2 separate regions of the Homo sapiens genome follow, and region 1 is linked to region 2. The links are chromatin loops, found by intact Hi-C in ENCODE. Cell type or tissue: heart right ventricle. All regions are shown on one strand. Each heading gives the region's core, and the rest is flanking DNA. Links, peaks and the distances in the headings are about the cores only.

Region 1 (12,223 bases), core at 1-8,000, 56 kb after region 2:
ACTGAAGTAATATGAATATTAGAAGTTTTGTTTTTTGTCTACATAAAAATAAAAAGTTAATGGAAATGAGGTTTTTTTGTTTTTGAGACAAGTTCTTTTGCCCCTCACAGCAGCTTTGACCTCCCAGGCTTAGGTGATCCTCCTACCTCAGCCTCCAGAGAAATGAGTTTGTCTGGGCTTGCGTAGAAATTTTATGCATTAATATCTTTGACATTTTAATTGCGTAATATTGTGATATTGATATGTGCAATTAAATAAGAGCACTGTTATGAATGTGAAAGTCTAAATTTCAGATAAAAATATCTGCCGTGAGCAGGCTTTAAAAAACAATACTAGGTATGAACTTTTGGTTTGGCTTTTTAAACATATTATCCCTTTAAATGAAACTACCCAATTAGATGGAATAATTAATGAGAGTAGTCAGAATTCAAATACTTTCACAACTCTACCCTTTATCACAAGATTTTAGGTTACCAAAAAACAAAACAAAAACAAAAACAAAAAAACCTAAGTGATGTGAAAACACAAGGAGGTGAATAATTGCAAAGTAGAATTCTCCAGAAAGTGGACTACATTTTAAATGTATGTAAAATACTGCCATTTATTGAGTATTTATAGCATTTCCTTTGCTGTCTCATCCTCACAGTAACCTTGATGATACTTCCCTCATTTTACAGGTGAGCAAACTAATACTCAAAAAAGTTCAGGTGATGTGCCAAATAATGGAGGACCCAAAATTTCTAAGTCAGGCTGGCTTCAGAATTTATATTAGTTTCACTATACCAGATTGCTTCCCTATCTATTTTAGCCACATTTTGATGAAATCTGTTTTATAAAATATACTTCTGTTTTTAAAGATGTATCAAAAATATAATTTAAGCTTTTATTGATGACTCAAAATCATCCTGAGCATTAGTTGTGATATGCTACCTACAGGTGGAGAAATTAGTATAGGTAGTGCTCTATGGGATAGAATTATAAGTGACAGTAGCAAGTAGCTGCAAATTGTTGTTATGCACATGATTTGCCTTTCTAAGGCAAGTAAAGTCAGATGGGTTATTAACTTAATTAGAAACTATAGCACAAATTATTTAGTGATTCGTGAATCGAAGACTAATACCGAATAGAGAAAAACAATCCTCTTTGTTGGTGCCTGCATCTTTGGCTCGTCAGTGTTGTACGAACAGTGGACTTTGATTATTCAGATTTACTGATTCCTTTGTTGTTTTCCAGCAGGTGTGAAAGACAACATACATCACCATTTGAGAATTTGTGTTACGGTTTTTTGGGGGAATTGATTAACTTCAGAGTCCTGCAATCTTTTTAATCAACAATGACATTTCTATAATTAAGATCCTAGGCAGCAATATTTTTCAACCTCAATGCAATTCTTGATCCAAAGAAAATTAAAGTTTTATTTAATGGTATATTATTGATAATCTTGGGTAATATTTACATGATAGAAAAATGTTTTCATGAAATCTTTTGAGCAGTAACGTTTTATATTATGAATAATAATACAGTGGTTGAGTCAGCAAGGTAACAAACACCTAGAGAGTAGGAGGGTGGAAAATTGTATTTAATAAAAAACGCAAACCCTTTTCATTTAGGTGACTGCTAGGCCGGCCTTACTATTTGAAACACCTGTTAAATTAAAGGTAGAAAGTGGTACAAAAAAACCCAAATGTCTTGTAGTCTATCAATGCATGAACTGCCTTATAGAACACAACAAATGTGCCACCTTGGAAAATTCTAGAAAATTTCTAGTCACCAAAGGTTTTACTTTATGGGATTTTGCAGCATTAGCACATGTAAAAATAAGCAACTTTTGTTTATTTCCTGAATCTAGTTCACTGTTGCCAGAATAGAAACCAAGTGTCTAAAATTTTATTAGCTTTCAGAGGACAGACCACTCAGAAATGGCATCTGTGAAATAACATTGTTTCAGACAACTGCATTTTCAGTTCCATTTAGCTTGTGTCAGAAATAGGAGCTGATCTTACTGAAGGATCACTCACCTAAAAGACCATTATGATGGTTTAGTTTAGGTTGGAACATCTTATGCTGTCATCGTCATAGTATTAGGTGACTTAAAATATGTGTGTGGCTTGAATGGTAGTTCTTTCTAAAGATTGATCTTATGTTTTATATATAATAGATGAATCAGTATCATGAAGATGTTTCGTGTTTGTCCATTCTCCCCGTCAATGTTTCTCCTTTAAGATTAAGATTTGGTTTTTATATTTCTGACCTTTACTTTTCTTTAGGGGAAGATAGGCTATAGATTTATTTATTTTATGTTTTTGAGACACAGTCTCTCTCTGTCACCTAGTCTGGAGTGCAGTGATGTGAACATGTCTCACTGCAGCCTCGACCTCCTGGGCTCAAGAGATCCTCCCACCTCAGCCTCTTGAGTAGCTGGGACTACAGGCACGTGCCACCATGCCCGGCTAGTTTCTTTAATTTTTTTGTAGAGACGGGGTCTTGCCATGTTGCCCAGGCTTGTCTTGAACCCCTGGGCTCAAGGGATCCTCCTGCCTTGGCCTCCCAAAGTGTTGGGATTACAGGATGTGAGCTACCATGCCTGGCTGGCTATAAATCTTAAGATAGCTTTATTTTTCTCTGGGAGTATACCATTTTCTGTGGCTTATAGTATTTATGTAGCGGAGTAACTGCTTTCTCCACAGAATTACTCCACAAATGCAGTTGATCTAGTTGTTTTGTAGTGAGAAGGTGCTTCAGAATATCTCATTTGATATACCACCAGAAGCAGAAAACTCAATGACTTTAAAAGTCATTTGGTTCTTTACAGTTTACTATTTGGTTCCATACAAATCTGTTCGTTATGGTTTCTTACTCTTTTTTTAAAAATAGTTTTCAGTTTTTTTATATGTCTCTGATCATTTAAAACGTATTTTACGTTCTCTTTAGTATTGTTTAATATTGATTTGTTTGTGCTGATTCATTCATAGTGAATTGTTTCATCTCAGTTTTGGAATCCTTGATTGCAAAGTTATCTTTAGTGTGGCCTGTATTTTCTTTGAGAATCCTTGTAGCCTTGGGCTGAGGGAGTGTTCTAGTGATGGTTTTGCATTTGCATTTGCCAGGTGCCCAGTTCTGGAGCTATTTTTTTCTTAATTTCTCAGTCCCAGCCTGTATGGGCAGTATAAATTTGAACCCTAAACTCTTAGAAGGTAAACAGCTCTAGGTGACTTTTTTCACTTTATCCAAAGTTTAGGCAGAGCAGTTAAGCTTCTTTGTGCTGGTAGGTTTTTTTCTTTTTTTCTTTTTGTGGGGAGTGGGGGCGGCAGGGGGAGTGCATTGTTCTTTCTAGTTCATGTTTTATGCAGGGCCCAAGTTAGAATCCTGAATTATTAGGGTACAAGGCGTTTATATCCAGTCTCCATGTGGATGTTAAGCCCCAAGCTCCTAGGTTAAGGAGATCAAAAACCTCACTCATCTTTCCTTTGTTGCAGGGCTGGGTCATGTACTTGTGCACTTAACTCTCTGGTTTTCAGTTTTCTTCTTCTTTTCTGGACCTATACATTTAAAATATCTTTCAGTATGCCTAGACTTTCTAGCTGTTTTAGTGATAGGTTTTCTACTGTTCATTTCTTTTGCTCAGACTACGCTTTATTTGATTTCTCTGCTTCGGAAATGATGTTTAACCTTCACAAAATACCTGCTCTCTATAAGGGTACCAGACTATAAAAGGGACAAAATTTTTCTCCCATTTTTCACAAACAACCACAAGAGTCAACTTTTCAGAAGTTGGTATTGCTGATCTATGATGTTGTGTTTTCTGAGGAGCCGTACTCCATATTTCTACGCTCTTTGCAGCAGCTGTGGAATTTTTAGCATTGAGGACAACCTCATTCCCAGCTTGAAATGCTGAGCTTTTCTTACCCTGATGATAGGAAGAGAGTTCATGTAAGTGCTTAGAATAGTTGTACTGTTAGCTGTAGTCTAATTAAAGCTAAAGTGAGTGAAACGAGAATTTGAGAAGGAAGAATAGGATTGATTACATTCTTATCAACTGAAGGTTTAGTGTGATGATTAATAACTCCTTTGCAAATTGCACTAAATGATTGAAATTCAAGTTAATACATATAAATTATAAGACCATATAGTATTTGTGCCTTTTCACCATATCTCTATTGCTGCATTTATAAAAGTTTACAATTTAATTGTGCTGCTTATATTTTTTATGTCTATTAATATGAATAATGAGTATGCCTCATTAGGTAGCATGATTTAATAGATTAGCAATACCAACTTTTGAAAATCTGAGTGCTGTGGTTGTTGGTGTAAAATGGAAGAAAAGTTTAATGCCTTTTATTAACATTTAGGCTAAGTGAATTTCTTTTATCAGTTTAAAAATATCTACATATTTGTTAAGTGTTAAATGTTTCTACGTTTGTGATAACTTCATATTCAACATAGGAGAAGCTGGGGTTTAAACAGATATTCCTGTCCTTATAAGCTTATGTTCTGTGAAGTAGGGATATTAAGCAAATAATTACATAAATACATGTACAAACTGTGAAAAGTGCAATGAAAAAAGGCTTACTCGGTTTTCAAATACAAAGTAAATGTACCCTGTGAATATAAAGTTTCATTCGTGTTTCAAAAATCTAGTTGATAAAAGTAGAAGTTAGTAAAATCAAGTTTACTTATTATAGTTTTAGTCTTAATTCAAATTATACTTTTACTTGTAATTGGAAATATGAATTTTTAAAACTATTCATTGTGGAAAAATGGAAAAATACACATAGAATAGTACTTCAAATCCCCATGCATCTCTTACTCTGCTTTAACTGTTTCTGGCATGCTATGGTTTCTCTTCTTCCCTTTTCAGTAATTTAAAGCAAACCCCAGACATCATTTCACCTGTAAATATTTCAGTATATATCTCTAATAAATAGATTTTTAAGCATTTAACTATAATATTGTCATACCTATCAAGAATCATAATTCCTTAATATCATGCATTGCCAAATTTGTGGGTTTTTTCATTATCTCAGAAATGGCTTTTTTGTTTTGTTCAAATTAAGATACAAATAGGATGCGTACTTTGGAATTGGTTGATATTTCTCCTGAGCCTCTGTTAATCAGTATCATTTCTTCATTTCTTCACCTTGCTCTCCATTTTTTCCCATGCTGTTTATTTGTTGGACTGCGTTATTTGCCTTTCTACATTCTGTATTTGGGTTTCATTGGATTCACGTTCATTTGGCTGGGGGGGGACAAGAATACTTTACTGATGATGCTATGTGGTTCCTAATGAATCACATCAGGAAACATGTCCTATTATTGACTTTTAATGTTATGATCAGTGATTGGATTTCGATGTTATCAGCATTATGTATTCATTATACAGTTTCCCATAAATTTTTCCTAATGTTTTTAGTAATCACTGATGATCACTGCCTGGATTCCACTTCATTGGGGGCTGCAAAATGAAACGTTTTCTATTCTGTCATTCATTCTTTATTTTAAAATTGTGACTTCTATGAAAGATTTTTGCTTCATTGTGTGTTTAGTTATCTTGCAATACAGTCCATGTAGGGAATGCAGGATACAGACTTGACTTCCATTATTCGTTATCAGAATGAGTTGGTACCCTAACAGTTGCGAAAGGTTACCCATGAAGTTTTTTCTTTCAATATTATAACAGGCTTGTGTGTTTTAATTTATTGTATGTGTTTCCATTGTAGACATAATTCTTTTGATCCTCAGATTATCCCATTTTTGACAGTTGAGATGCCTAAAGTGCATACCTGTGTGATATTTGACATGGTTCTGATAGTTGTTGATAGTTTCCTGTTTTCAAGCCCAAGGTGACCTGCCCTCACCTTGTATATCTCTTGCCCCCATCCTGGAATTAACTAATTTTCCCAAAGAACCCTGGCCGAAAGTCGGCAATATTTAGACACCTCAATCTTAAGGATAAGGATGCTACGATGCTACGTTTACTGAATTATCATGGTTTCTTTTATCATATCCCTTGTTTGTTATGTTCCTTTAGGTTTTTATAAGAAATATTTATTGCCTTATTTTTATATATGTCTTTACTCTTATGAACTCATCTTTGGGGGAAGAATCTGTTGAATTCAGAATTTAGGGATACCCGAAGACTTTTTTTGTTTTTGTTTTTTTTAAGAGATAGGGCCCACTCTGTTACTCAGGCTGAAGTACAGTGGTGTGATCACAGCTCATTGCAGCTTCAAACTTCTAGGCTCAAGAGATCCTCCTCCCTTAGCCTCCTGAGTAGCTGGGCCTATAGGTGTGTGCCATCATGCCCAGCTAATTTTTGTATTTTTTTTAGAGATGATGTCTTGCTATGTTGCCCAGGCTGGTCTTGAACTCCTGGCCTCAAGTGGTCCTCCTGCCTTGGCCTCCTGAAGTGCTGGGATTACAGGTGTGAGATACCACACCTGTCCCCTAATACTTAATTTGATAAGTTAATTTTGGTTTTTACTTTTTAGGTTACAGGAATTAACTGTTTGTTCAGAAGACAATGTTGATGTTCATGATATAGAATTGTTACAGTATATCAATGTGGATTGTGCAAAATTAAAACGACTCCTGAAGGGTAAGTTTAAATGTATAATATATCTGAAAAAAATCACTGGGTCAAAAACTAGTATCATGAATGTACTAATTATATTAATTGTGCTGAACTAGAACACCAAACTGGATTTTATAATGACATTTCCTTGTGAAATAACCAGTAATACAAATGGGTAATTATTTTTCAATCTTTGAAAATAATGCAGTAGAGAAAATGAGCATTTTAAATCTTGGCAATGGAAAGTTTTGCTTAACTACAATTTTTGTTTTCAATACAGAGAATGCAAGGGTGCTATTATTTCATTTTTCTGGAATTTGATCTCTCAAGGGTGGCTATAGGTTATAGAAGCTATCTGTTTAGCTATTGTAGCACTTTACAAAGATTGTCTGTAGTAGGATATCAAAGTTTTATTGCAGAATGGAACGAGGAGATTGTGATGTTATGGTGAGAGGATGAATTGAGCCAGAGATTTCATTTCTGACATTTCTGTTTTCAGCTCTCTACTGACTGACTTTATAGCATTACAAAGTCCCTTAACCTTCCATTGCCGGTTTTGTCTCCTTGTAGAACATGTCAGTAGTAGTTCCACATGGGGATATTATAACACCTAATATGTGACTTTAAAGCTTGGGAAGTACTTTACATGATTATGTGGATTGAAATAAACGATCAGAAGGAATTGAGATATGTTCTGTAGTAAGCAGTGATGTGTTAATGTAAATCAGATACCAATGAGTATTCATAAACTGAGTATGATCTGAAGGAATTGAGATAAATTCTGTGGTAAGCAGTGATGTATTCATGTAAATCAGATATCAATGAATATTCATAAACTGAGTATGAATATCTAAATTTCATTTTACAAAAAAATGTTTTTTAGTTTTTGGCATTATTAGACCCTGGCTAATTTAGATATGAAACCGTATACAGTTCACACATATTTTTATTTGTAACTTAAGGAATTGTCAAACAATAATATTTTTAATATCTGACCTAAAACAGATTGAATTATATTAGCTTCAGAAACATCAGTTCTGCAATGTAGTTTTCAAAATACGTGTTTTTGTTTTCTTAATATTTCCTTTAAACTCAATAACTATCTCACCAGAGATGTAAAAAGGCAATACCTATATAAAGGAATAATATAAAGCTGTGTTCTATTCATATTACCCTTGTTCATAATTTATGATTTTAGGTCATTACCATTGTGAAACCAAGCAACAATTAATTCAGTAACTTTAATAAAGGAAAATATAGGGGTGATTTTAGCTGTTATGCCAAGATACAAACATGTGGACAGCAATTATTTTAGATTATAATAAACCACCATTGAATTAATAGTTGAGATTTGCAAGATTTTGATATCTATTATTAAGCGTTGAGCAGTTGAGAAACTGAATGGTAAAATTTAGAGATCTCTATGAATTAAAGTTAAGAAGTATTAGTGGGATTTTATGATTTTTCATAACTATTCAGTGATGTTTTGGAAACAAGTCTAGTCCAGGTTGCCTGTGAATAGCTGTTTAAAACAATAGAAATGTTCAATCCGTAATAATTAACTGAAATGTCTCTTCTGTCCAAATAAGAGAAACTAATTGAATGTGTGGATAAATGACTTTCTTTTATACTGAAGTAACTTTCCCATCGAATGCGGCTCCCTCATGAACATAAATTTAGAGTATATGCTGATAAATATATAAAGTATAAAACCGATATTAAATAGGCCAGCAAAATATGGCTCTTGGTGACAGTGGTAAAAGGAATGCACCCTTTCAGTAATGAGTAGTAAAGGTAGTAATGTGTTTTAAATACAACTCAACAAGCCTTTGTTGAGAAACTATGTATAAGAAGCCATGCTAAGTGCTGGGATTACAAAAATTAATAAAATATGGAATCTGTCCCTAAGGAGCTCATGGCATGGTTTATGAGACAAGTGATGTCATTATCAAGTTATTTGCAGAAAAAAACTATGATAAACTCAAATAGGGTGAGTGTAAAGTGAGAGAGGAAGTATATATTTGTTTGAGGGGATGAGAGATGAGCAAGATGTGAAGGTACAAGAATAGGTCAGATCATTTTAATAAAAATATGGCCAGGCCTGGTGGCTCACACATGTAATCCCCACACTTTGGGGAAGCCGAGGCAGGAGGATTGCTTGAGCCAGGGCAACATAGAGAGACCCCCATATATACAAAAAAAAATTAGCTGGGTGTGCTGACACGCACCTGTAGTCCCAGCTACTTGGGAGGCTGAGGTGGGAGGATCACTTGAGCCCAGGAAGAGGTTGAGGTTGCAGTAAGCTGTGATTGTGCCACTGCATTCCAGCCTGGGTAACAGAGTGAGATCCTGTCTCTGTCTGTCTCTCTGTCTCTCTGTCTCTCTCTCTCTCTCTCTCTTTCTCTCTTTCTCTCGATATACCTATCTGTATATAGATATATCAATCGATATGTGTATATCCAGATCTGTCTATAGATATATCTGTATCTTGATAGATATATCGAGAGAGAGAGAGAAACATTTGTTATATTTTCAGTCTGCACCGGGCCTTGCGCTATGCAGTTTGCATGCCTTTTCTCATCAATTCTTACAATAACCCTGTGACGCAATACTAGTATTAATATTATCATCTCTTGTGTAGATGAGGAAACTGAGGCCTCAGTAAATTTTCAAAGTCACAGAGCTAGTAATTGTTCAGTAAAGATTGAGTTCACATCTGCTCGTCTCTAGAACCTAGATACTTGACTGCTGCACTGTTGTGCTTATGAGTTACGAAGCTTTATTTTAGTGGCCCTGGGAAGTGATAGAAAGGCTTTGAGGTAGAGAATACCTTAATCAGTATTTTATTTTAGATATACCCCTTTGCTTGAAATTTGCAGGATGGCTTGGTAGAGGGTTACCTGAACTTCTGGGACTTGGTTATGCAGTAATATAAGTGAAAAATAATGAGAGTTGTGGAGATCCAGATGATGGATTGGGGTAGGGTAAGGATGGGGACCAGTTTGATAGGTATTTAAAGAAGTGGAGGCTGGGCGCAGTGGCTCACACCTGTAATCCCAGCACTTTGTTAGGCTAAGGTGGGCGGATCACTGAGGTTAGGAGTTCGAGACCAGCCTGGCCAACATGGGGAAACTCCGTCTCCATTAAAAATACAAAAAATGGGCTGGGCGCGGTGGCTCACGCCTGTAATCCCAGCACTTTGGGAGGCTGAGGCAGGTGGATCACGAGGTCAGGAGACCATCCTGGCTAACACGGTGAAACACTGTCTCTACTAGAAATACAAAAAATTAGCCAGTCGTAGTGGTGGGCGCCTGTAGTCCCAGCTTCTTGGGAGGCTGAGGCAGGAGAATGGCATGAACCCGGGAGGCAGAGCTTGCAGTGAGCCGAGATTGTGCCACTGCACTCCAGCCTGGGCAACAGAGTGATACTCCGTCTCTAAATAAATAAATAAAATAAAATAAAAATACAAAAAATTAGCCGGGTGTGGTGGCACGTGCCCATAATCCCAGCTACTCGGGTGGCCGAGGCACAGCAGAATCGCTTGAGCCTGGGAGATGGAGGTTGTAGTGAGCCGAGATCACGCCATTGCACTCCAGCTTGGACAACAAGACCGAAACTCCATCTAAAAAAAAAAAAAAAGAAATGGAATACATAGCATTTGATAGTCAATTTAGATATATGAGGTTAGAGAGATATCACCAAATATTACAGAATAAGCTGGTTAGAGCAGAAAAGGGAAGGAAAGGTTGATGGCAGAAGAGAGGGTTTGACCAGGAAAATGATAAATTCAGTTTTAGATCTTCTGAGTTTGAGGTATCAGTAGGATGTCCAACAAGAAACTTGTAGAACTGAAAGATACTTTGGCTTTGAGAGTAGATTATGGTATATAACACATTTAAGATGTCATAAAGGTAAAGTTGTTGCTAAAGAGCACTGTGAAGAGTAATGTCATTATTTGGAAATCAGTGGAGGGTGAGAGCAAAGAGAATTCAAAGGGGTACTTTTAAAAACTGATTTGGAGAGTTACTTATTTGCAAGTCCAGAAAAAAGACTCATCTCTCTCTTAGACACTTACATAGATGTAATAAAAACCTTTATCCCTTCATTAAAAGTCAACAGGAGAAGTTCTTTGCCGAGGGACCATTGCCAGTAAAATCGCTTATAGACAGGTCATTTTTTCCAAACATAAATCTTTTTCTAGATGTGGACAATAAACTTAAAGAAGAAGAAATTAAAATACCCAATATATTTATATGGAGAAATGTTTACTGTTACTTGCGTTAAAATGCAGTCTACTATTTTGAACACTCCAATTAGCAAAATAAAGAAAATGAACATACTTTTATGATGACAAAGATAGGATGAAGGCACTTTCGTATGCTGCTTGGTGATAGCAGCATTTGGCCCAACCCTAGTGAAAGGCAGCTTGGTAATCTTTATCAAGGGCCCTAAAAATATTCATCTCTTTGACTGGACACTTCTAGAGATTCCTTATCTTAAATAAGCAGTGATGTGGGAAAAGATGTTGATATGAAAATATTTGTTAATGTTATTTATAATAGTGAAATAACAGAAATAACCTCAGTGTTAAAACTGGAAAACATTAAATAACCAGTCACTTAATACAGTGACTTAAATATTATGAGGGGCATCAAAGCATACTGAAAAGACCTTGGTTTTAAAGCCCAATTCAATCATTTATTAGATCTGTAACCTTAGACACACAGTTTGTTCATCTGTAATACTCTGAAAACATTAAGATTCAAAAAGAATTAAGTGTATCATACTAAAAATACATGATATGTTTTAATAGTTTGTGTAATAGTTACTATTGCATATAGAGCCATCAAAAATAGGCCAGGCACAGTGGCTCACACCTGTAATCCCAGCACTTTGGGAGGCCTACGTGGGCGGATCATGAGGTCAGGAGTTCGAGACCAGCCTGACGAACATGGTGAAACCCCATCTCTACTAAAAATACAAAAATTAGCTGGGTGTAGTGGCGCACGCCTGTAATCCCAGCTACTGGGGAGGCTGAAGCAGGAGAATCGCTTGAACCTGGGAGACGGAGGTTGCGTGAGCCAAAATTGTGCCATTGCACTCCAGCCTGAGCGACAGAGCAAGACTCCATCTCAAAAAAAAAAAAAAAAAAAAAAAAAGAGTTTTTACTGATACAGAAATAATTAGGGATACTATGGAAAAGAACAGGTTTGATACAGCTTATATGATCTCAGTTATGTTAAATATATTTGTTTTCTACATGCATAGGAAAAGTGGTAGAAGTAAAACCACCAGATGTTAACTGTGATTGTCTCTGAATGATAGAATCATTGATGGTTTTAAAAATTTCCCATAAACACCTGTGCTTTTGCTTTTTTTTTTTTTTTTTTTTTTTGGACAGAGTCTTGCTCTGTCGCTCAGGCTGGCATGCAGTGACATGATTATAGTACACTGTAGCCTTGAAATCCTGGGCTCAAGCTATCTTCCCACTCCTGCTTTCGAAAGTGCTGAGATTATAGGCGTGAGCCATCGGGCCTGGCCCTGTATATGTTTTCCAAATTTTTTAATTATACTTTAAGTTCTGGGGTACATGTGTAGAACATGCAGGTTTGTTACATAGGTGTCCATGTGCCATGGTGGTTTGCTGCACCC
Region 2 (12,998 bases), core at 3,093-11,092:
CATCTGACATCTTTTAAAGTACCCCATTTTCTTGGGGGCGGGAAGGGAGAGATGAGACCATTTGTTTTGATCTTGAAGGACAGAAAAGTGGTTTTACGTTGTAGTGACTGTGAATTAAGTTTAAGGTCTCAGCAAGTTGTAAATTTCTGTATCATACTATGTGGTAGAGCCTTCAGTAAACAGAGTACTCTCAGGTGTTTAATGCTATAGGATATAAACTATAACTGCTGTTTATAGTACCCTCGCTAAATTCTCTTAAAGGCAATCCATTTGACCACTTCAAATGTTATATGCCTGTGATATATAGTTATATTCTCTGCATATAACTGGTTTTTAAAAATTGTTTATTATTCATTTATTTTAGAAGTGAGGTCTCTCTTTGTTCCTCAGGCTGGAGTGCAGTGGTGTGATCATAGCTCACCATAGCCTCGAACTCCTGGGCTCAAGTGATCTCCCACCTCCCGAATATCTAGGACTATGGGCGTGCGCCACCATACCTGGCTATTATTTTAATTTTTTTCGTAGAGACAGTGTCTTGTTATGTTGCCCAGGCTGGTCTCAAACTCTTGGCCTCAAGCAGTCTTCCCACCTGGCTTCCCAAAGCACTGGAATTACAGGCGTGAACTACTGTGCTGGGTCCTGAGTGGCTTTTGAGCCACTGACTATATCATCAAAAAGCTTCTGTTGAGACAAAGCCTCAAGCTAGTGTGGAGTTCATCCTACTAAAATGAAGAATTGGCATTATGTTCTAAAACTTTACATATTCTTACCATAAATGGTACTAATTACTTTGCAGTAGCAGTAACTTGAGGTGCAAACTTCCAGATTGCATATTTTCTTTAAACCATAGTCTGGCACTCACGGTTTGGCTTAGGGTTGCCACTGCAGTCCACAAGCTGTCGCCTGCCCTTATTCATATTTTATAGCTTTGAATGTCTTATTCCATTGAACTTCAGATAACTTTTTTTTTTTGAGATGGAGTTTTGCTCTTGTTGCCCAGGCTGGAGTGCAATGTTGTGATCTGGGCTCACTGCAACCTCTGCCTCCCAGGCTCAAGCGATTTTCCTGCCTCAGCCTCCCAAGTAGCTGGGATGACAGGCATGCGCCACCATGCCCAGCTGATTTTGTTTTTTTAGTAGAGACAGGGTTTCACCATGTTGGTCAGGCTAGTCTTGAACTCCCAACCTCAGGTGATCCTCCTGCCTTGGCCTCCCAAAGTGCTGGGATTACAGGCATGAGCCACCGTGCCCGGCTGAGAACTTAACTTTTTCTGATGAAATTCTTTCCTGCTCCACCTAACTCCCGTGTCCCACCCCCACCAGCAGAGTGGTATATCTAGCACAAGAGGCATGAAATTAATTTAGTAAATAGCAGGACTACTAGAAACTTTTAAGGATTATTTAACTTATTTTTAATCAAAATTTTATACTCAGATAATGACCTTTTGGGAAGTTATGTCTCTTAATGATCTCAAGTGGTGACACTTTTCTGTTGACACGGTTTCTCTTGGGTAGTTCTCATAGTAGTTTGGGCATGAGAAAACAACTTTTACCACTTTAGACTTGTGAGGGCAGCCTACTATGTAGTAAAAGAAAAAGCTTTTGATTGTGCAACTTGCAGTGTGGTCTTGGGGAAGTCTCTTAACCTCTCTGAACATCAGTTTTCTATATTTTCATGTGTAAAATGGGCATGATACTTACCCTTCTCACATCATGGGCTTGTTTAATGACTTAGGTATGAATCTTATATGAAAGGAAGCTGTAAACAGTCATAAAAATGTATTAGCATCTGTGCAGTATTTTTTTTCTATCCATTCTTTATAATTTGGTGGTTATTATTTCTACTCTACATGAGAAAAAAGTTACAGAGGCAAAACATGTTCACAATCATATGATTATATAATTAACTGAGTTAAACTAGAGTATGGATGTCTTGACCCTTAGATCACTATCTTTCCAATAAATAGTTTTAAAAGTCTAAATTTTACTAACAGGTAGTACAAATATGCAAAATGAGGGATGTATGATTGCTTCTTCACTCGAAGATGGTATATTATGTTTTTCCTTTTAAGTTCATGTTAGAGTATCTGAATCTTTTCAAGTTGGTTAGATGTTAGAAATAGATGTAAATTTTAAGCATTATATATCCTTGATTTCATTATGTATTATTCTCCTGGTCACTTTATCAAAACTTCTTCAGCTGTTAGAAGTTGTAACATTGTTTCCCTTTTATTTAGTTATATAATACACTTATTGTACATTCTTAAGTGGGAGAATAGAATTTGTGAGAATACCAACAGAAATACACATACAGCTATAAATATGAGATTATGATTCTTTCATGTTGGCATTGCACAGTCTATTTTTGTAAAGTTGGTTTTTATATTCTAAGAACATTTTACTTAGAGTTTGATTACATTTGAGGCAAACTTTTCAACTTTGGTAGTATTTGAATGAAGATTCCTGGATGTGGTTTTTTTAATTGTTACATCTACTTTTTCAGTTTTTCTTTTTCCCTATAACAACCCTCAAATCCTTCATCTTGTCTTTTGGAGTATTTTTTTCTATCCTCCTGTCTTTATCGGTGCCTTCTATTCCTGTCCCACCTTGGGTCTGGGAAAATGTGCCTTTATGCTCCATGTGAGTCTTCTTCCTTTTGGGTAATGAGTGCGGAGGGAAAAAAAGCACAGTATTTCTTTCCCTGTTATGTTTCAGTTTTTGGCCTCTGATAAGTGAATCTGGAGTAGGGAATGACAGTGATAGTAGGTTTTGTTTTAGTCATATATTGGCGACAAAGATCAACGAAGACCTGAAGCTCTTGTTCCTCTCATGACACAAACTACCCACAGGTGCATGCCACCATGCCGGGCTAGTTTTTAAATTTTTTGTAGAGACGAGGTTTCGCCATCTTGCCCAGGCTGGTCTTGAATTCCTGGACTCAAGCGATCTTCCCACTTCGGCCTCCCAGAGTGCTGGGATTACAGGCATGAGCCACCGTGCCCAACCGAGATTCTGTCTCTGAAAAAATAAATAAATAAATAAAATAAATACATAAAAATAAAATAAAAACATTTGAAGACATCTTAAGTACACCCTAGATTCCCACCCCCACCAAAAAATTTCATTCATTCTTCAACCATTTCTCAAAGAACATGTTTTCAAGACACCTCACTATCCTAATTGTTTTCCTTTTGGTGCAATGGTGGTCAGTACTCAGGCATACCATTTTTTATCTTTCCTCCCAATGTTGTATGAGGGCATTATATGAAACTTAAATGGATTTAAAAATGCTGAGCTTGCTGGACATGGTGGCTCACACCTGTAATCCCAGCACTTTGGGAGGTGGGGGAGGGAGGATTGCTTGAGCCCAGGAGTTTGAGATCAACCTGGACAACACAGCTAGTATGCACAAAAAAATAAAAAAAGTAGCTAGGCGTGGTGGTGCATGCCTGTAGTCCCAGGTACTTGGGAGGCTGAGGTGGGAGGATGGCTTGAGCCCAGGAGGTTGAGCCTGCAGTGAGTGGTGTTTGTGCTACTACACTCCAGCATGGGTGACAGAGTGAAACTCTGTTAAAAAAAAAAAAATGCTGAGCTTCAGGTACAGTATATTTTTGGTATGCATTTGATTACCAGTACAGTATACCTATCAAAAATGTTAATTCACATGTTTTAAAATAAAAAGTTTCCAACATAAAAGTAGAGAGTTTTTTTTTTTTTTTTTTTTTTTTTTTTCTGAGACAGAGTCTCACTCTATTACCCAGGCTGGAGTGTAATGGCACGATCTTGGCTCACTGCAACCTCTGCCTCCCAGGCTCAAGCCATCCTCTCTCTCAGCCTCCCGAGTAGCTGAGATCACAGGTGCACACCACCACGCCTGGCTAAATTTTTTGTATTTTTTGTAGAGACAGGGTTTTGTCATATTGTGCAGGTTGGTCTCGAACTCCTGACCTCAAGTGATCCACCCGCCTCAGTCTCCCAAAGTGCTGGGATTACAGGCGTGAGCCACTGCACATGGCCTAGAGAGATGTTATAAATTAATCCTTTTGTATCCATTACTCAATTTCTCCCTAGTCTTATTTCATCCGTATTCCTACCCATTTCCTGCTCACTACCTCTTTATTATTTTAAAGCAATCCTATATATCATTTCAGCGTGATTTATTCTTATACTGACTTTAAGAGCTGTGTAATATAAAAACAACTCAATTAGGAATCAGAAGACTTGACTTTAAGTCTTAACTTTCTACTGGAATGAGTTAACAGGGGGGCAAGCCAAGCTGTATGAGCCCTGAATTCCTAATATGTTGAAGAGAGTAACACGTGGTGGAGGGGACATAATGTTACCTGCACTTTTTCACAGGGATCTATGAGAATCAAAGATAGGAGGTAATATGCATGAAAGTATTTTGTCTACTCTAAACTCAAAAGCAAAAGTGCTTTACAAAGGTAAGATTTTATTAGTAAATGCTGCTTCCCTGTATAAGTGCTAACAACTCATGCCTAATCAGTCTTAGAATTATCTGGATGCTGACATTAAATTAAGTCCATAGTATTAAAATCACCCTTTCACCTTTACCCACTCTTGGATTTTGACAATTGCAACAACATTTTCTCATTCCCAATCTGGCTCCTGTTACTTTTCATGACTTCTGCAAGTTCACTGACCACATTTCTCTTACCATATTTCTAAATTTTCATCTGTATCTTGGATTCATGTACACTTGAGCTCAGGTAAAACAGGGAGGTGGGCTCTTCATGCTTTATGTATCTAAGTTCTGATGACTCTCAGCAATGCTTTTTTTCAGATTTGAAGATCATTTTCTTTTTTTTCTTTTTCTTTTTTTTTTCTTTTTTGAGTCACTGTCACCCAGGCTGGAGTGCAATGGCGCGATCTCGGCTCACTGCAACCTCCGCCTCCCAGGTTCAAACGATTCTTGTGTCTCAGTCTTTCGAGTAGCTGGGATTACAGGCACCTGTCACGATGCCCGGCTAATTTTTGTATTTTTAATAGAGAAGGTGTTTCACTGTGTTGTCCAGGCTGGTCTCGAGCTCGTAACCTCAGGTGATCCTCTTGCCTCGGCCTCCCAAAGTGCTAGGATTACAGGCGTGAGCCACCATGCCTTGGCCTCATTTTATTTTCAACTAGAACAATTAGAAATAAAAATTGAGTTGAATAGTTCTGCTTTTAATGACCTATTGGTGCTGGAATCATGGACTCTAGTGATTCTTGTTCTTCTTTCCTCATCTTTTTGATCCTAATGTATTTTAAAAGCCTTTACATATTTTTGTCTTTAACATTTCTAGTTATTCTGAACTTTTGTTTTAACTCTTCTGTTAATTTATCCATTGTGTGTAGTGTGTATTTTTTCTTAAATGTCCTTATAAATACTGAGCTGTGGGGGAGGGGAGAGGAGGAGCAACTGGTGCAGGCACGCTAGTTTCTTTAGAAATGTCAGCTCTGCCAGATCACTTAAGACTTGTTAAAAGTACAGATTTCCTGGCTCTACTAAACATCGTGTGATTTCTAGAGGTCCCAGGTCATTTTTGACATAAAGCTGGGTTTGTAAACCACTGCTGTGTGATATACAGGGAGAATTTAATTTCTGGGTGGTATTTAATAGGTCACAGTACAGTCATATATATCACTGCAACAAGTTAGAAAACCACAATTGGATGAACTTTAAAAATCAATACTAAAAAAAATATTGGAGAGCTATGGATGTAATGAGGACTAGATGAATTAGAATTCCAGAAATAGAAGAGATCTTTATAGGTGAGCAGAGGATTGCTGACATTTGCTGATTCTGGACACACACTGAAGGAAAAGGAAACTAGAGAGGAAGTGCATTTTACTAAAACTGCAACATATCCCTGGCCCAGTTCAATTCCTGATTGGACTGAGGTGATCAGCCTATCTTATCCCTTTTGCCTAATAGAGGAAATAGACAGCTCTTACTGAGGAGATATATTCTGGGGTTTCTATGGTTCTTTCGTTTATAATACTATCATACTATTAACTATTCTAGAGATGTGAAAGGGTGGAAAAATTCAAGAGAAAAATAAAACTTATAGAAGCAGACTCAGAAAATTGAAGTTCATCAGACAAAGACTTATTTTAAAATAACTATAATATACTTAAGAAAATAAAGGAAAATACGGAGAAAATGGATGAAAATTTTCATAGAGAATTGGAATCCACAGAAAGAAACCAAATGAACATTCTAGGAATCAAAAACACAACGTTGGTTGCTTAAGGTCTTTATTTGTAGTTTAATTAGAAACTTTGGCGCAGGACTCTAGGACACTCCACCTCCCCCTCATTCTTTACTGTTCTTAAAAAACAAAAACAAAAACAAAAAAAACCCAGGTAAATTTAATGTATACTATTTAAGTTCCACGAGAGCAGGGCCTATGTCTGTTTTGTTCGTTGTTGTACTCCCAGGGCTTAGTATAGTGCATGCCACATTAAAAAACAAAACAAGACAGAACAAAATCTTCCTTAACACCACCATCACAAACCCCCCCATTAATAATTAATTGACATTAATCTGAAATTAATTATTCATTGTACCGGTTCAGTAGCAGACTATACACAGCAGAAGGCAAGACTAGAGAGCTTGTGGACAGATCAATAGAAAATATCTAGATAAAAGCACAGAAAAAAAAAAAAGAATGGAAAGAGTAGAACAGAGCCTCTGAGACATGTGGAACATTAGTAAAAAGTCTAATGTGTAATTGGAGACCCAAAAGTAGAGAGATTAGCATGGAAGCAAATACTTGAAGAGGTAATGATAAAATATTTTCCCAAACTGATGAAAGGCATCAACCTATAAATTCAAGTAGTTTAGCAAACCCCAAGCAGGATGAACACAAAGAAAACTACACTTAGCATATCTTAATGGAACTGTTGAAAACCAGAAACAAAGAGAAACGCTTAAAAGCAGCCAGAAGAGGGGAAAAAAGGCACTGTGTTCAAAGGAACGATATAATACAACTGATGGCTGACTTTTTAATACAACTGTGGAAACTGGGAAATAACAGACATTTTTTAAATGTTGGCAAAAAAACCTGCCAAGCTAGAATTCTACCTTCAGCAGAAATATCCTTCAGACAAGAAGGCGAAATAAAGACATTTTTAGACAATCAAAAGCTGACAATTTATGACCAGCAGACCTGCACTGTAAGATTACTGAAGGAAGTTTTTTAGGCAGAATGAAAATATCTCAAATGGAAGTACAAAACTGTAGGAAATAATGAAGAGCACACACTCGGGTAAGTGTGTGAGTAAATAGACAAGACCTATTGCCTCTTGTTTTTATTGCTGTTTTTAGGAACTTTATTGCTTTTTGCTATTCTAGAATAATAGAATTTCCACAGCTTTTAGGTTAAGGTAAAATTGCCATCCAATCAATAAACTGCACATATTTAAAATGTATAATTTGATGAGTTTTGATATACATATAAGCCTTTGATACCATCACCACAATCAAGATGAAGAACATATATTACCGGCAAAAGTTTTCTCCAGCCTCCTTATAATCCATTCCTACCTCCATCCCATCCCTAGGGAACCCTTGAGCTGTTTTTGTCTCAGTGGATATATCATAAGTTGTTTATCCATTCACTTGTTGATGGATAACTGAAGACAACTCAAATTTTCACCATTACAAATAAAGTTGTCTTGAAGATTCATATACATGACTGTCATTTCTCTTGAGTAAATACAAAGGAGTAGAAATGGGTGGATCATATGGTGGATGTATATAATAATGTTACAGGATATTATATTCTGTAATATTTTAAGAGGCCACCAAGCTGTTCCTAAAGTGATTGTATCATCTTACAGCAGTATATGAGAGTTTCAGTTGTTCCACATCTTTGCCAACACTTATTTAACCTTTTCTTTTAAATTACAGCCATCCTAGTGGGTATGAAGTGGTGTCTCATTGTGGTTTTGATTTGCATTTCCCTAATGACTCATGATATTGAGCATCTTTTCATGTGCTTATTTACCATCTGAATATTTTCTTTGGTGAGCTGTTTATCTCTTTTGCCCATTTTTAAAAAATTGGGTTTTACTGGAGTTTTCAGAATTCATAATATATGCTGAATACAAGTTCATCAGATAAATGATTTGCAAGTCTTCTAGTTTTTCCTTGTTTTTTTGTTCTCAAAGTCTTTCAAAAGCAGATGTTCTTAATTTTTCTGAAGTCCACCTTATCAATTAAAAAATAGATCATGTTATTGGTATATCTAAGGTATCTTTTTCTAATATAAGGTCACAAATTTTTCTCCTCTGTTTTCTGTAGAAATTTAGGATTTATACTAACGTTTGTGGCTCATTTTTAGTTAATTTTTGTATTTGTGCTATGTGCCTGTTATGCCAATACCACATAGTCTTAACTATAAAAGAGCTTAACTATATAAACTATAATAAAATATCAAGTCAGGTAGTATAAGTCCTCCAGCTTTCTTGTTTCTCAGAATTGTTTTGACTAGTCTAGGTCTTTTGTTATCCTTGTATGGTTTCGGATTGGCTTGTCAATTTCTATTAAAAAGCCAGTTTTGATAGAGATTCTGCTGAGTCCATGGATCAACTTTGGGAAGATTGCCATCTTAACAGGTATTGTTTTTTAGTTTCAATTTTTGATTGTTGCTAATATATAGAAATACATGGATGTTTATTGATCTTGTTTGTTTTTATTTAGGCCATAGATTTTTTTCTTTTTCTTTTTAAAGACAGGGTCTTGCTCTGTCCCCTAGGCTTCATAGCTCACTTCAGCCTTGAACTCCTGAGCTGAAGTGATTCTCCCAAGAAGCTAGGACTACAGGTACATGCCACCACGCTCGGCTCATTTTCTTATTTTATAGAGACAGGATCTTGCTGTGTTTCCCAGGCTGGTCTCGAGCACCTGGCCTCAAGCTGTCCTCTCGCCTCGGCTTCCCAAAGTGCATGAGTCACTGAACTTGGCCAGGCCGTAAATTGTTTTGAGACAGGGTCTTGCTCTGTTGCACAGGCTAGAGTGCAGTGGTGCAATCATGGCTTACTGCAGCCTTGACCTCCTGGGCTCAAGTGATCCTTCCACCTCAGCTTCCTCAGTAGCTGGGACTGTAAACACTCACCACGATGCCTGGCTAATTTTTGTAGAGACAGGGTTTCACCATGTTGGCCAGGCTGGTCTCAAACTCCTGACCTTAGGTGATCCATCTGCCTCGGCCTCCCAAAGTGTTTGACCACTCAGCCTTTATACAGATATTTCATCTTCTTTACAAGAAGAAAAACACTCTAAGCTCTTGCCTAAAAAGATGAAAATGTTCTTTGTAAAAATGAGGATGTCCTTACCCTCTTCCCAAAATGAGGAGCAGAGTCTCATAATTGTATTGATTTCTGGGGGACATTCACACTATCTATTTCTAGGCTGTGTTAATTATGCCTCAAATTCATAGTTCCTTCTGAATATCCTGTTACCTAGGGACTAAATTGTAAAGTTAACCTTTAATAAAGTTTGAATAACATAGAGAAGAAGAGGGAAGGAATTGATTTATAAACTTGCCCGTTTCCCTGTAATAAGGAAGAAAATATGTATAGCTGCTGTAGACCTTGCTTCTGTAACTGGTTGAGAGATTGTAGTTCATATTTATAACTACTTCTGCTGTACATTCCATGTTTCCTTTGTTCTCATTCAAGATCTCAGCTGGTGGGGTAACCTAAATCTTCATTAATAAAGAATATGGCTTTGGGAGGCTGAGGCGGGTGGATCACGAGGTCAGGAGATCGAGACCATCCTGGCTAGCACAGTGAAACCCCGTTTCTACTAAAAATATAAAAAATTAGCTGGGCGTGGTGGCGGGTACCTGTAGTCCCAGCTACTCAGGAGGCTGAGGCAGGAGAATCGCTTCAACCCAGGAGGCAGACGTGGCAGTGAGCTGAGATCACACCACTGCACTCCAGCCTGGGTGACAGAGTGAGACTGTCTCACAAAAAAGAATAAAAAAAAAAAAGAAAAAAAGACCATGGGCCGGACATGGTGGCTCACGCCTGTAATCCCAGCACTCTGGAAGCTGAGGTGGGCAGGTCACAAGGTCAGGAGTTTGAGACCAGCCTGGCCAACATAGTAAAACCCTGTCTCTACTAAGAATACAAATATTAGCTGGGCGTGGTGGCAGGCGCCTGTAATCCCAGCTACTTGGGAGGCTGAGGCACAAGAATCACTTGAACCCGGGAGGTGGAAGTTGCAGTGAGCCAAGATCACACCACTGCACTCCAGCCTGGGCGACAGAGCAAGACTCTGTCTCAAAAAAAGAAAAAAAAGAATACAAATCTTTGGTGGTCCTGCTTCATGTGTGTGCATGCCTGTGGCTGTGGTTTTCCATTAAGTTTTGCTCTTATATATATAGGTTTAGAAAAACATTTCAGGGAATCCTCAGGGTTCCAGACATAGTCCTCTTTGTCCCCATTATGTAGCAACAGTACAGTATCACCTAGTAATAGGACTGAATTACATCAGCTAATAGAATAACCCCCTTCTTTGACTGTTGATGTAGTGCGGTGGTTCTTAGGACAGTTTTACCTCCCAGGGGACATTTGGCAATGCCTGGAGACATTTTTAATTGTTATGACTTTCGTGGGGGTGGGGGAATGCTACTGGCATCTAGTGGGTAGAGTTCAGGGATGCTGTCAGGCATCCTGAAATGCACAGGACAGCCCCCAAGAGTAGAGACTGATCCAGTCCAAACTGTCAGTAGTGCTAAGATTGAGAAATTCTGATTTAGTGGTATGGAGGCAGTGGTCATGAGGTAGTTGTTACTTCCAGTTCAGTGGAACTGTGTGGAATCATTCCCTGCTTGGGAACCAAGGCCTCCAATCCAGCAGATATCAAAGTCGTAGGTACTTGAAACAAAACTTCTGCTAATGGAATTTTTAGGAATAATAGAGGAACTACTTCTACTTGTGCCCCTTGATTCTCAGGCCTTTGTATTCTAGCTATGGGGAAAACAATATTGTATATTGCTCATTGATCCACTGTAACTGAGTGAGTCTTCAGTAGTCCATTCTGTTAGACCAGCTGCTTCTGGGTGATGGAGTATGTGGTAAGACCAGTGATTTCCAAGTTCCATAACCCATTCCTGCATAACCCTTTTTCTGTGAAATGAGTACCTTGATCAAAGTCTTGTTGAGTAGTATACCTTGATGATGAACAAGGTGTCGCCCATGTCCTTGATGGTGATGCTGGCAGAAGCACTGTAGGCAGGGAATGCATATTCATATTCAGAATATGTTGGTGCCAGTGAGGACAAATTCTTGTCCCCTCCATGTATGTAGAGTTTTTGTTTTGTTTTCTTTTTTTAAGGTATGGTATTATCCACTGTCATTAATATTTTGGAGCATTTTACTTCCACATTAAAAAAGATCAAAATAGGTAATAATTATCTGACCAAGAAATGTTTTAAATAAATTGTAGACTTATGACAGCTATATCATCTATCTAAAAACCTTGGAGTAACTGTAAAATAGTGACTTTTGAACTGTAGACTTTACTCATGCAGATATCTCACTAATTTTGTTGAAATCTACCAGATAGAAATCCATTGTTATGGGTTGTATGGTTGAAAACTTTTTAGGCTGTCATTTGTTTCAAGATACAGATTGACTCGGTATACTTTAACATTTCTCATAGTTGGCCAAATTTAGGTAAAACTATTTAATTTCATTGAACGTTTTAGGGAAAATGCCTGAATATTAATAGAGATAGGATGAATTAAATTAAAGAACTTACCCTTTGAAAAATTGCCAGGGTTAGCAATTTTTATGCTAACCCTGCATAAAAATTGTGCGTGGTGGTGTGTGGAGTGGTGTATATGTTTCAGAGAAATAATATAAATGTTCAGATAAGAGTATCTGCGTAATCTAACTAGGACCTGTCTAACCTACCTGCTTAAGGATAGAGGAAATCTTGAGAGACTTGAAATTGAAGAACTTAAAATTTTAAGTCTTCCCTTTCAAGGCCCTATCAAAACATCATGACCACATCTTTGAAATAGTTACTTTTATCACTCAATATAGTTAGAAAATTTTATTTTTAGAACTCCAAAATCATTTTATTTTATTTTATTTATTTATTTTTTTCGAGACGGAGTCTTGCCCTGTCGCCCAGGCTGGAGTGCAGTGGCGCCATCTCCGCTCACTGCAAGCTCCGCATCTTGGTTTCACACCATTCTCCTGCCTCAGCCTCCCGAGTAGCTGGGACTACAGGTGCCCGCCCCCATGCCCAGCTAATTTTTTTGTATTTTTTTTTTTTTTAGTAGAGACAGGGTTTCGCTGTGTTAGCCAGGATGGTCTCGATCTCCTGACCTCGTGATTCACCTTCCTCGGCCTCCCAAAGTGCTAGGGTTACAGGCATGAGCCACTGTGCCTGGCTCATTTTATTTTTATTATTATTTTTTGAGATGGAGTCTCACTATTGCCCAGGCTGGAGTGCAGTGGTGCTATTTTGGCTCACTGCAACCTCTGCCTCCTGAGTTCAAGCAATTCTCCTGCCTCAGCCTTTGGAGTAGCTGGTACTACAGGCGTGCCGCCACGCCTGGCTAAATTTTTGTATTTTTAGTAGGGATGGGGTTTCACCATATTGGCCAGGCTGGTCTTGAACTCCTGACCTCAGTTGATCCTCCTGCCTCAGCCTCCCAGAGTGCTGGGATTATAGGTGTGAGCTACCGTGCCTGACCTCCAAAACCGTTTTTATTAATTATATTCTTTATTAAGTATATGTTTGATAAAGACAAGCATTTTTCCTTTTTTCACTGTTACATTCTTTCTGTTTAGAATAGTGATTTGCGGCCAGGCGCGGTGGCTCATGCCTGTAATCCCAGCACTTTGGGAGGCTGAGGCAGGTGGATCATGAGGTCAGGAGATCAAGACCATCCTGGCTAACAGGTGAAACCCTGTCTCTACTAAAAATACAAAAAAAATTAGCTGGGCGTGGTGGCGGGCTCCTGTAGTCCT

Evidence for each region. Peaks named below come from ENCODE experiments on the same cell type or tissue, not always from the same donor. Only the 100,000 strongest peaks of a DNase experiment are listed, where the experiment ranks them.
Region 1: it touches region 2 in a loop (2.4-fold over the local background); 3 of 110 quality-filtered maps call a loop at or near these places.

What each region holds. Positions count from the first base shown.
Region 1 is chr17:31,163,403-31,175,625 of GRCh38, forward strand. NF1 (neurofibromin 1) reads left to right here. Exons shown (of 58, transcript NM_001042492.3): 5 at 6,489-6,595. Among named protein-coding and RNA genes, the nearest start is that of MIR4733HG, 74 kb to the left of the region's middle. In heart right ventricle, for the core only: no CTCF peak of the experiment used is centred there; no DNase peak of the experiment used is centred there; H3K27ac peaks cover 2,031 bases.
Region 2 is chr17:31,104,560-31,117,557 of GRCh38, forward strand. The region is part of intron 1 of NF1 (neurofibromin 1); the gene reads left to right. Among named protein-coding and RNA genes, the nearest start is that of MIR4733HG, 16 kb to the left of the region's middle. In heart right ventricle, for the core only: no CTCF peak of the experiment used is centred there; no DNase peak of the experiment used is centred there.